Regions from separate parts of the Homo sapiens genome. Here region 1 is linked to region 2. A link is an interaction called in ENCODE POLR2A ChIA-PET data of the cell type or tissue named here. Cell type or tissue: GM12878. All regions are shown on one strand. Each heading gives the region's core, and the rest is flanking DNA. Links, peaks and the distances in the headings are about the cores only.

Region 1 (4,396 bases), core at 198-4,197, 100 kb after region 2:
ATTGTTCTTCATTAAACTAGGCAACAACCTGTGAGTCATTGTAACGTATTATGTTAAATTTAAAAAAATACAAAACTATGTGCAACCCAGTGACTGTAGTTACAAATGTTCTTCTGGAATGAATAACCCACTGAGGCAAGAAAAAACTTCACTTAAGCCGCTGCTTAGTAAAAGGCACTTGGTGTCTATCCCAGGCACCAGAATCTTAACTGTAATTATTATTCGAGATTAGCCTATCAGATGTTTACTTACGATGATACCCAGAGGCATTTTTTACTTGAAATTGTATAATAAAGCAAAAAGATAAATTGAAGCGACCAAGCCCGCCATACAGAATGAGAACCTCAGAGGTATTTTATACAATGAAAATAAACACTAACTGCATTTACTGTACTGTGTGATTTTGGTATTGTCTTCCAATCCCTCCACACGTGGATTCTGTGAAACTGCATCAGGTGTGGCCAAGGGTTCAGTTCACATTTTCATTCTGTTTCACATTTTCTGTTCTGATTCATAGTCTACATATATAACTCTTCCTGTTACATATTATACACTGATATTTTCTTTATGAAATGGGATAGTCTATGCTGAGAAATTTCAATTCTTTTATAACAGGACTTTAAAACACTTATCACATCAAATCCATCTCTCTCTTCAATTGCTAAAAGGTCTTAATAGTCTATAGTGTGTTTTTGTCCCTAATTTATGTTGCAAAGTTATTGTTGCCTCCAATAGAGATGCCCAGGAATGACATTCATTTGTAGGGTGCCTGAAGCATTCTGCTCCATGTCTCTGAGGAGTGTCCTTGATCTTGACAACACAGCAGAACTTCCTGTGCATCCCCAGCTCCAGCTTTATGGTGTTCGTCATTTAATTAATCATGACCACCTCAGGAAACCATAAAAAGTGATAGACACCAAATGCAAAATGGCTTTCACATGTCAGGCACTGCAGTGAACATCTTACTTGTATTTATGCCATTTACTTCTCCCAACAACCCTATGAGATTTTTTTTCATCTTAACTCTGTTACTGATGAGGCAAGTGTGGCTTAGAGAGATTAAATAACTTACCTAACATGGGATGATTTATAAATAACAGAATGGGGACGTGGGCCCAGGACTATCTGACCATGTAGCTAGAGTTCTAAACTCGTCTGCTGCCTTATAAAGAAAGGTTTGGAAAATTGCAAACTTGAAAGCAGTTGTGATAGTTAAAAAATGATGGCAGATTTTCCTTTCTTTCTTTTTTCCTTTTTCTTTTTTTTTTTTTTTTTTTGACAGGGTCTCACTATGTCACCCAGGCTGGACTGCATGGTACAAACATAGCTCACTGTAATCTTGAACTTCTGGGCTCAAGCAATCCTCCCATCTCTGCCTCCTAAGTAGCTGGGACTACAGGCATGTGCCACCATGCTTGGCTAATTAAAAAAAAACTTTTTTTTGTAGAGCTGGGGTCTCATTATGTTGCCCAGGCTGATCTTAAACTCTTGGCCTCAAATGATCCTCCTGCTTTGGCCTCCCAAAGTGTTAGGATTGCAGGCATAAGCCACTATACGTGGATCACATTTTATTTTCTTTCTTTTAAAGACATTTCCTTCAGTGCTATATTACATTTGTGATTTTTAAAAGAGGAGATGAATATTAGTTAGGGTTCTCCAGAGAAACAGAATCAACAGGATATATATACATAAAAAGATTTATTATGAGGAATTGGCTCATGTGATTATGGAGACTGAGAAGTTTCATGACCTGCTGTCTGCAAGCTGGAGATCCAGGAAAGCCAGTGGTGTAATTCCAGTTCGAGTTTGAAGGCCTGAGAACCAGGGGAGCTGATGGTGTAAATCCCAGTACAAGGGCTCAACAGGCAGGCGGGAAGCAAAAGGGACAAATTCCTCTTTCTGCCTTTTTGTTCTAGTCAGGCCCTCAATGAATTGGATGATGCCCACCACACTGAGGAGGGCAATCTACTTTCCTGAGTCCATGATTCAAATGCTAATCTCATCCAGAACACCCTCACAGACACATTCAGAAATACTGTTTAATCTGGCCACTTCATAATGCCATCTAGTTGACACATAAAATTAACCATTGGAGGATGGAACCCTAAAGTCAAAAAAAGACTACAATTCCTAAATATTTTTCTCTTAACTAGCAGTGTTATCTGATAAAGTCATTAAGTGGTAGACAATTAGATTTGTTACTCCATGTAAGTATATATATATCATTAAAGGATGTTTAGAATCACTATATTTTAAACCAATGAAATGGTTTTCTCATGGTCAGTGCTGGGGCAGGCACGTAGATGGAGAAGAGGTGGGTGGATGGAGAAGAGGCAAGTGGATGGAGAAGCAGGTGGATTGGGCTTCCACCACTCGGCTTCATCTGGAGTTACTTTCCACAATTCACCTCTCTCTCCAGTGGTCCCAGTTAGAATTCTTCACTGAAGATTTCTACCCTATAGCTAGCTTTTCCAAGCAGCTTAAGTGTCCTAGCTCTCCCCTCTTTCCTGGACTCACTTCAGGTCAGCCCACCTCTTTGGTGTGACGGTGCAGGAATCGCTGCTCTGGACTGCATAAATGGCCCATGAGTATCTCAGAGGGTCATTAGATGACTTCATGGAGCACACAGCCCCCATTTCCCCAGCTGTCTCTGTTTCTCAGGGAGGTCATTGGTTAGTTAAGGACCAGAACTATTCAGAGACAGAAATGAATTCTGCTTCCGATAGTGGTTATCCAGGGTTTCCAGGGTACTTTGCAAATTATCTTCTATCTACCACTCTGTCTAAGAACGCAGACCAGGGTTATGGGAGGCAGTTTTTGGAGCACAGAAAAGATCTGAGGCTGGTGACTTAATAGCCACTGTCACCAGTTCCTGAACCCTATTCCTTCCTAGAGGAGTAGAGTGGCATGGGCATTTCCCTTTCTTTAACAATGTATGCCAGTAAAAAGCAGGCTAGCAAATTACATGACTGCCGCATGAGGTCATTTGAAAGGTAGTAGGAAGCACCCCATTCCTACCATGAATGCTTCTAAAAATGCTGTGGAGAGAGTCTGTGAAGCAGTGACTCTTTCTCGGTCACAGTCACCCCTTAAGGGACATGAAGAATTCAGAGTCAGTTCAGCGCAGGCCCCAGGAAGGCAGGGATCCCCACATATTGGGTCTGGGGTCTGGAAGGATGGAGGAGCATCAGTGGAAATGACAGCAGTTTGAGAGGAAGTCCTCAGATGGCAAAGACCCTCAGATGTCTCTCCACTTCCAGATTCCAGTTCCCTAAAGCAGGTCTGAACTGCTGGAGGAGGTACTGATGTGAGACACCTGGTGAGGGCCTTGCAGTGGGCACTCCCAGCACCACAGACTGGATACGGGGAAGAAGGCACTGCCAGTGGGATTTTCAGCCCTCCTCCCCAGGCCTGATCACTCAGCTCATCCATCTGGCCAGGGAGCTGATGGCAGGCATGAACATTCAGCATAAAGGAGCTGAGTAGAGCCTGGGCCTGGATCTGGGCTAGAGCCACTTCAAAGCCCAGTTTTCTTTCCACTCTCCCCTCAACCCTAACAGCCCCAGCGCCACAACAGGGCTATCTGGTTGACTAGTCTGCTCAGCCTCCATATCAGCCATCTGCCCTGTGGGCTTCCTCATCTTACCCAGCAGGGTGGACCCCAGGGTGTTTTTTCCCAGTGCTTTCCCCAGGCCAGTTTTAGACTCTTCAGTCAGGTCTACTAGGAGAGGTTTCGGAGTTTGGGGAAATTCTGTATTTTCATTTTGGTTTTGCAGGTTTTTTTTTCCTTATCCAGATAAATGTGCTCATGATGAGCTCCATGTGGCCAGGTGATCTGGCCTTAGTGGCCCTTCTCTGTGGGGTCAGTTCATGCTATAGGGGACCTCTGGTCAGAGGCTGTGATGATGATGACCTTTGGCTGGGAAGCCAAGACACTCAGGAGCAGTCCAGACCAGACACTGTCAGGCAGGTGACGTTGGTGCCCGTAGCCACAGTGTCAGGAGAGAGAGTGGCAAGGCTTAGGGACCCATTGAAGAGTTTAAGAGGTAGGAGATGGCTTCCATGCATAACCCACTTGAGGTTTTTTGGGGAAGGCTATTTTCTACAGAAATATAGTCCTCCTCATTCTCAGGTTGGGGCTCTGCATCACCAAAGGGAAAGAATGGTGCTGAGCCACAGACACGGGAGGCCAGGATGGGAAATAGTGCTCACCTAGGATTCTCCTACTGCCCACGCTGTGGCCTGTGCCAGAAGGAATGTTTCACAGATAATGAGCCATTGGCCAATAAGAGCCTGAAGACTGTCTAAGATTCCTGCCCCTCCACACCTGTGGGCGTTTCTCGTCGGGTGGAATGAGAGACTTGAGAAAAGAAAGAGACACAGAGAAAAAGTATAG
Region 2 (4,396 bases), core at 236-4,235:
GAGTTACACCTTTGGCTCCCCAATTCTCAGGCCTTCCAAGTCATGAACTGAATTACTCCTCAGGCTTTCTTGGTTCTCCAGCCGCAGACAGAAGATCATGAGACCTCTTGGCCTTCCTAATGCGTGAGCCAATTCCTATAATAAGTCTCCTTTTATATATATTTACAAATAATCTATTGGTTCTATTTCTCAGGAAAACCATGAGTAATACAACCCCCTATATGTCTTATATGCCTTTATTTTCTTACCTACCATTTTAACTTGTAATGTCTGTTGATATCCCTGTCTCCCACTTGATTGTGAGCTCTTAGAAGTATGGGGAGCACATTGTAGACGCATAATAAGTTTTAATTGCAGGAAAAAATAACTTTTATAATTAGTAAAGACAAGCAGTACCAGCATTTATTTTAAAATAATAAATTTTAAATAAATTAATCAATTAATTAATACTGCCTAGAGCAGTAATACATATGAGCCGAACAAAACAAAACAAAACAAAACAAAACAAAACAACCCACAAAACCCAATTAGACAAAAGACAATCTTGGTCTCAACTACCTCATCTATAAAATGGTTATGTTTGTTATGAAGATTAAATAAATGTACATATGTATATACATGCACACATATATATATGTATTATTTAGAACAATGATTGGCAATTGTGACTGTACTAAACATTAAATATTATAAATGATCATGTTATGGTTTATCAACTCTTCCCTGTTGCTGGCTATGTTCTTGACAGATTGCAATAAAGAGTATGCTTAGGACTATAGTCAGAACTCCAAACATCTTTAAAGTCTGTCTACAAGTACATGAACTGAGGAGGCTGGAAGTTCCTCCTTCCATCTTCTTGGGATGAAATGAGAGGGAGGTGGGCCGGGCTGCATCCTGGGCTGCAGTCTGTGATAGGCTGTCCCCACCAGGAGGGTCTTGCTCATGGGTCTCCTCATGGAGGAGGATGATCCCCATGGGCCTGGATCCTCCTCATGGGCCTGGATATCTCTGAACATATGATGAACATTGCTTATGAAAAATTATTTGTAGGAAAATTGTGAGGCCTAAGAATGTTATTTTCTTTTAGTGATGGTCTTTGTTTGCTTCTGTAAGGTACTTGTGGGCACTCGTAAGCTTGGATCTCTTTAATCTAATACCAGTTTTGAGATTTTCTTGGCCCCATAGATGAATTAAAACTGGTGTACTTCTTGTTTACAAGAAGGATAAGTCTCCTAGGGTAAGTCTTTTGGGGTCCCAAGTCAAAAAGATGAGGGATTTACCAGTTCTCTAACCTTGGTAGCCCCAGACTCCAAACTTTGTCCTTCTAGTCCCAAGAGGCTATCAAAAGCAAAGGCCCATCTTCCCACCTCCTTTTCCAGATCAGCACACATTCCCAAGACAGTACTGAAAGCAGGAACCTCCTTATCCCTTAGATACCTCTTGAGAGCATCCTTCCCTCTCTCTGCATCCTACTATGCTTGTCCAACCTACCATCACCTCTCTCCTGGATAACGGTAAGAGCCTTCTGACTCAGTTTGCCTACATCCAGTCTTGACCCCCTACAATCTGTTTCCCATACTGCAACTAATGAAATTTTAAAAGTGCAACTCTCTCTGCTGGCCACACTGACTTTCGTTCTTTTAGGTCCTCTCACCACAAGGCCTTTGCACCTCTGGCTAGAAGGGTTTTATTTTCCCTTCCCACTTCTTGTAAGTAGCTCCTACTCATCTTCCGATCTCAGCTCAGTCTTCATCACTTTGGAGATACTGTCTCTGACCACAGGAAAATTTGCCATTCTTGGCTCCACACACCTCTCTTTCATAGCAGTCATCACTGCAACCATGTTATTTAAAGGATATTTGAGTGTTGGCCTCTGTCATTAGAATGTAAGCACCCTGAGGGCAGAGACCTCTGTTGTGGCCCACTGCTGTATTCCCTGAGTTCAGCATAATGTCCAGCACTTACTGGTGCTCAATAAGTACTGCTGAATGAATAAATGAATGAATGCATACATGATCAAATGAATGAGTGAAAGCCTTACTGAAATGGTACAGATACCTTCTTTACTTTCCACCAAGGTTTCAATGTTTACGAATTTGTTATTTGCACCTCACAAGTTGCAAACCACACAGTTCTGGAGGCTGCATGTAATGGGGCTATGAGGTGGTGTGACTTCTCACCCTGAAGAGCTGGTGGTTTCCTTTGCCTACTGGTTGAACTCATGAGGGGAAGCTTCTTTCTGCAACTAGCTTTGGGACAGAATTTATTGAGTGTCCAGAGACCAGATCTATTGGTCTCCCTAGGTCCTGTTTCAGTCACTGGTTTAAAAAACCCCAAAGTATGATTAACCCTAATTATTTATCATCTGAATGGGTTCTGAGGAGAGAGGGGAAGGCAGAACAGATGCATCCTCAGTCCCAGCATCCCCCTCTCCACGCCTCTGTCTTCACACACTGTGAAGCTCCCCTCAGCCTCCAGCAGCCCTCTCTGAGGGAAAGTCATCTTCTCCTCTGTCATTATGTGGAGGGTTTCTCCTTTCTCCCCACCCATTCTCACTCGAGGAGGTCTTTCCATCCTCCCCCACACCCTTACCATGAGGGTCTCAGACTTTCCCCTCAACCCCACGTAGTGAGTAGTGCCTCGTTTTTCTCACTGAGCACCTATTTAAAATTTCCTCTACTCTATTATGCAATACATACTTTCTCATTGAGGAATATTCAGAAAATGAATGAAAATAGGAAAAAACCAAGCCACCTAAGCTTTCACCCTCCCTAAACAACTGGTGTTACTATTTTGATGTTTTTTCTTCCAAATTTTTCCCTGTAGAGATTTTTTCTAAAACACAGCTGTAATCATATAGCACATTAAATTTGCATTCTACTTTTTATATTTGTGATGTCATAACATTTTCTAACTTGAAAACCCATAGTTGTTGTGTTGTTGTTGTTTTGTGAGTCAGAGTCTCACTCTGTTGCCCAGGCTGGAGTGCAGTAGCACAATTATAGCTCACTGCAGCCTCAACCTACCAGGCTCAAGCGACCCTCCCTCTTCAGCTCCTTCCTGAGTAGCTGGGACTACAGGCATGCACCACCATGCCTGGCTAATTTTTGTATTTTTTTGTAGAGATGGGGCTTTGCTAAGTTGCCTAGGGTGGTCTTGAACTCCTGAGGTCAAGTGATCCTCCTACTTCAGCCTCCCAAAGTGCTGGGATTACCGACATGAGCCACCACTCCTGGCCAACCCATAGTTTTTTTTAAACAATTTTTTTTTTTTTTTGAGACAGAATCTCACTCTATCATCCAGGCTGGAGTGCAGTGGTGCGATCTCGGCTCACTGCAACCTCCACCTCCCGGGTTCAAGAGATCCTCCTGCCTCAGCCTCCCAAGTAGCTGGGACCACAGGCACATGCTAAAAATTTGTTATTTTTAATTTTATTTTTGATTCAGAAGCTACATGTGTAGGTTACACAGGTATATTTCATGATGCTGAGTATAACCCATAATTCTTTTTTTGAGATGGAGTCTTGCTCTGTCGCCTAGGCTGGAGTGCAGTGGCGCGATCTTGGCTCACTGCAACCTCCCCGTCCTGGGTTCAAGCAATTCTCCTCCCTCTGCCTCCCAAGAAGCTGGGATTACAGGGGCTCACCACCATGCCCGGCTAATATTTTTTGTATTTTTAGTAGAGACGGGGTTTCATCATGTTGGCCAGGCTGTTCTTGAACTCCTGACCTCAAGTAATCCACCTGCCTCGGCCTCCCAAAGTGCTGGGATTACAGGCGTGAGCCACTGCTCCCGGCCTAACCCATAATTCTTAATGTCTATGTATGAACAGACCTTCACCTGTGGTGGTCAGTTTCTTTGGCAGTTTCCAGAATTTCACTATTGCAAATAGCAAAATAATGCATCTTTTTGTATGTGAATCTCACAATATCTGTTTTATTAAGATAGTAAAGAAGACTTTTTTACTACAATAGGGTTTTGCAGTAGGGAGAGAGATCTGGCTCAATTCCTTCACAATGCCTTTCTGAGAGAAGATAATCCTCAATCCCATTCTTGCCCAACAAGCATTTGTTATTAAGTTTTTCAACACTTTCATCACTTGGTAGGGAGGTCTCCATTCAAGATATGTGTCAGGGAACATATCAAAAGCAGCCATTCCCCTTTCCCCTTCCCCATGTTTTTCACTTAAGTATAAGAGATGGTGAGCTCTGTATTGGTAGGGATGTTCATCTTACGTGCCAGACTGACCTAGCACAGGTGTTTGTTTGTTTGTTTGTATTGGAGTTTTGCTCTCGTTGCCTAGGCCGGAGTGCAGTGGTGCCATCTCAGCTCACTGCAACCTCCACCTCCCAGGTTCAAGCGATTCTCATGCCTTGGCCTCTCGAGTAGCTGGGATT

The links. ChIA-PET counts read pairs that join two places held together with the same protein. Peaks named below come from ENCODE experiments on the same cell type or tissue, not always from the same donor. Only the 100,000 strongest peaks of a DNase experiment are listed, where the experiment ranks them.
Region 1: POLR2A ChIA-PET joins it to region 2 with 7 read pairs; 5 of 35 experiments call an interaction of 5 or more read pairs at or near these places.

The regions. Positions count from the first base shown.
Region 1 is chr1:160,653,014-160,657,409 of GRCh38, reverse strand. LOC107985220 (a long non-coding RNA gene) reads right to left here. Exons shown (of 2, transcript XR_001738266.2): 2 at 1-4,396. Among named protein-coding and RNA genes, the nearest start is that of SLAMF1, 8.2 kb to the right of the region's middle. RefSeq lists enhancers at 3,722-3,881, 3,742-4,396. In GM12878, for the core only: no CTCF peak of the experiment used is centred there; no DNase peak of the experiment used is centred there; H3K4me3 peaks cover 441 bases; H3K27ac peaks cover 2,502 bases.
Region 2 is chr1:160,754,331-160,758,726 of GRCh38, reverse strand. SLAMF7 (SLAM family member 7) reads right to left here. Exons shown (of 7, transcript NM_021181.5): 7 at 3,906-4,396. Among named protein-coding and RNA genes, the nearest start is that of SLAMF7, 17 kb to the right of the region's middle. RefSeq lists a silencer at 1,566-1,635 and an enhancer at 3,186-3,235. In GM12878, for the core only: no CTCF peak of the experiment used is centred there; a DNase peak (open chromatin) is centred at 2,205; H3K27ac peaks cover 1,307 bases.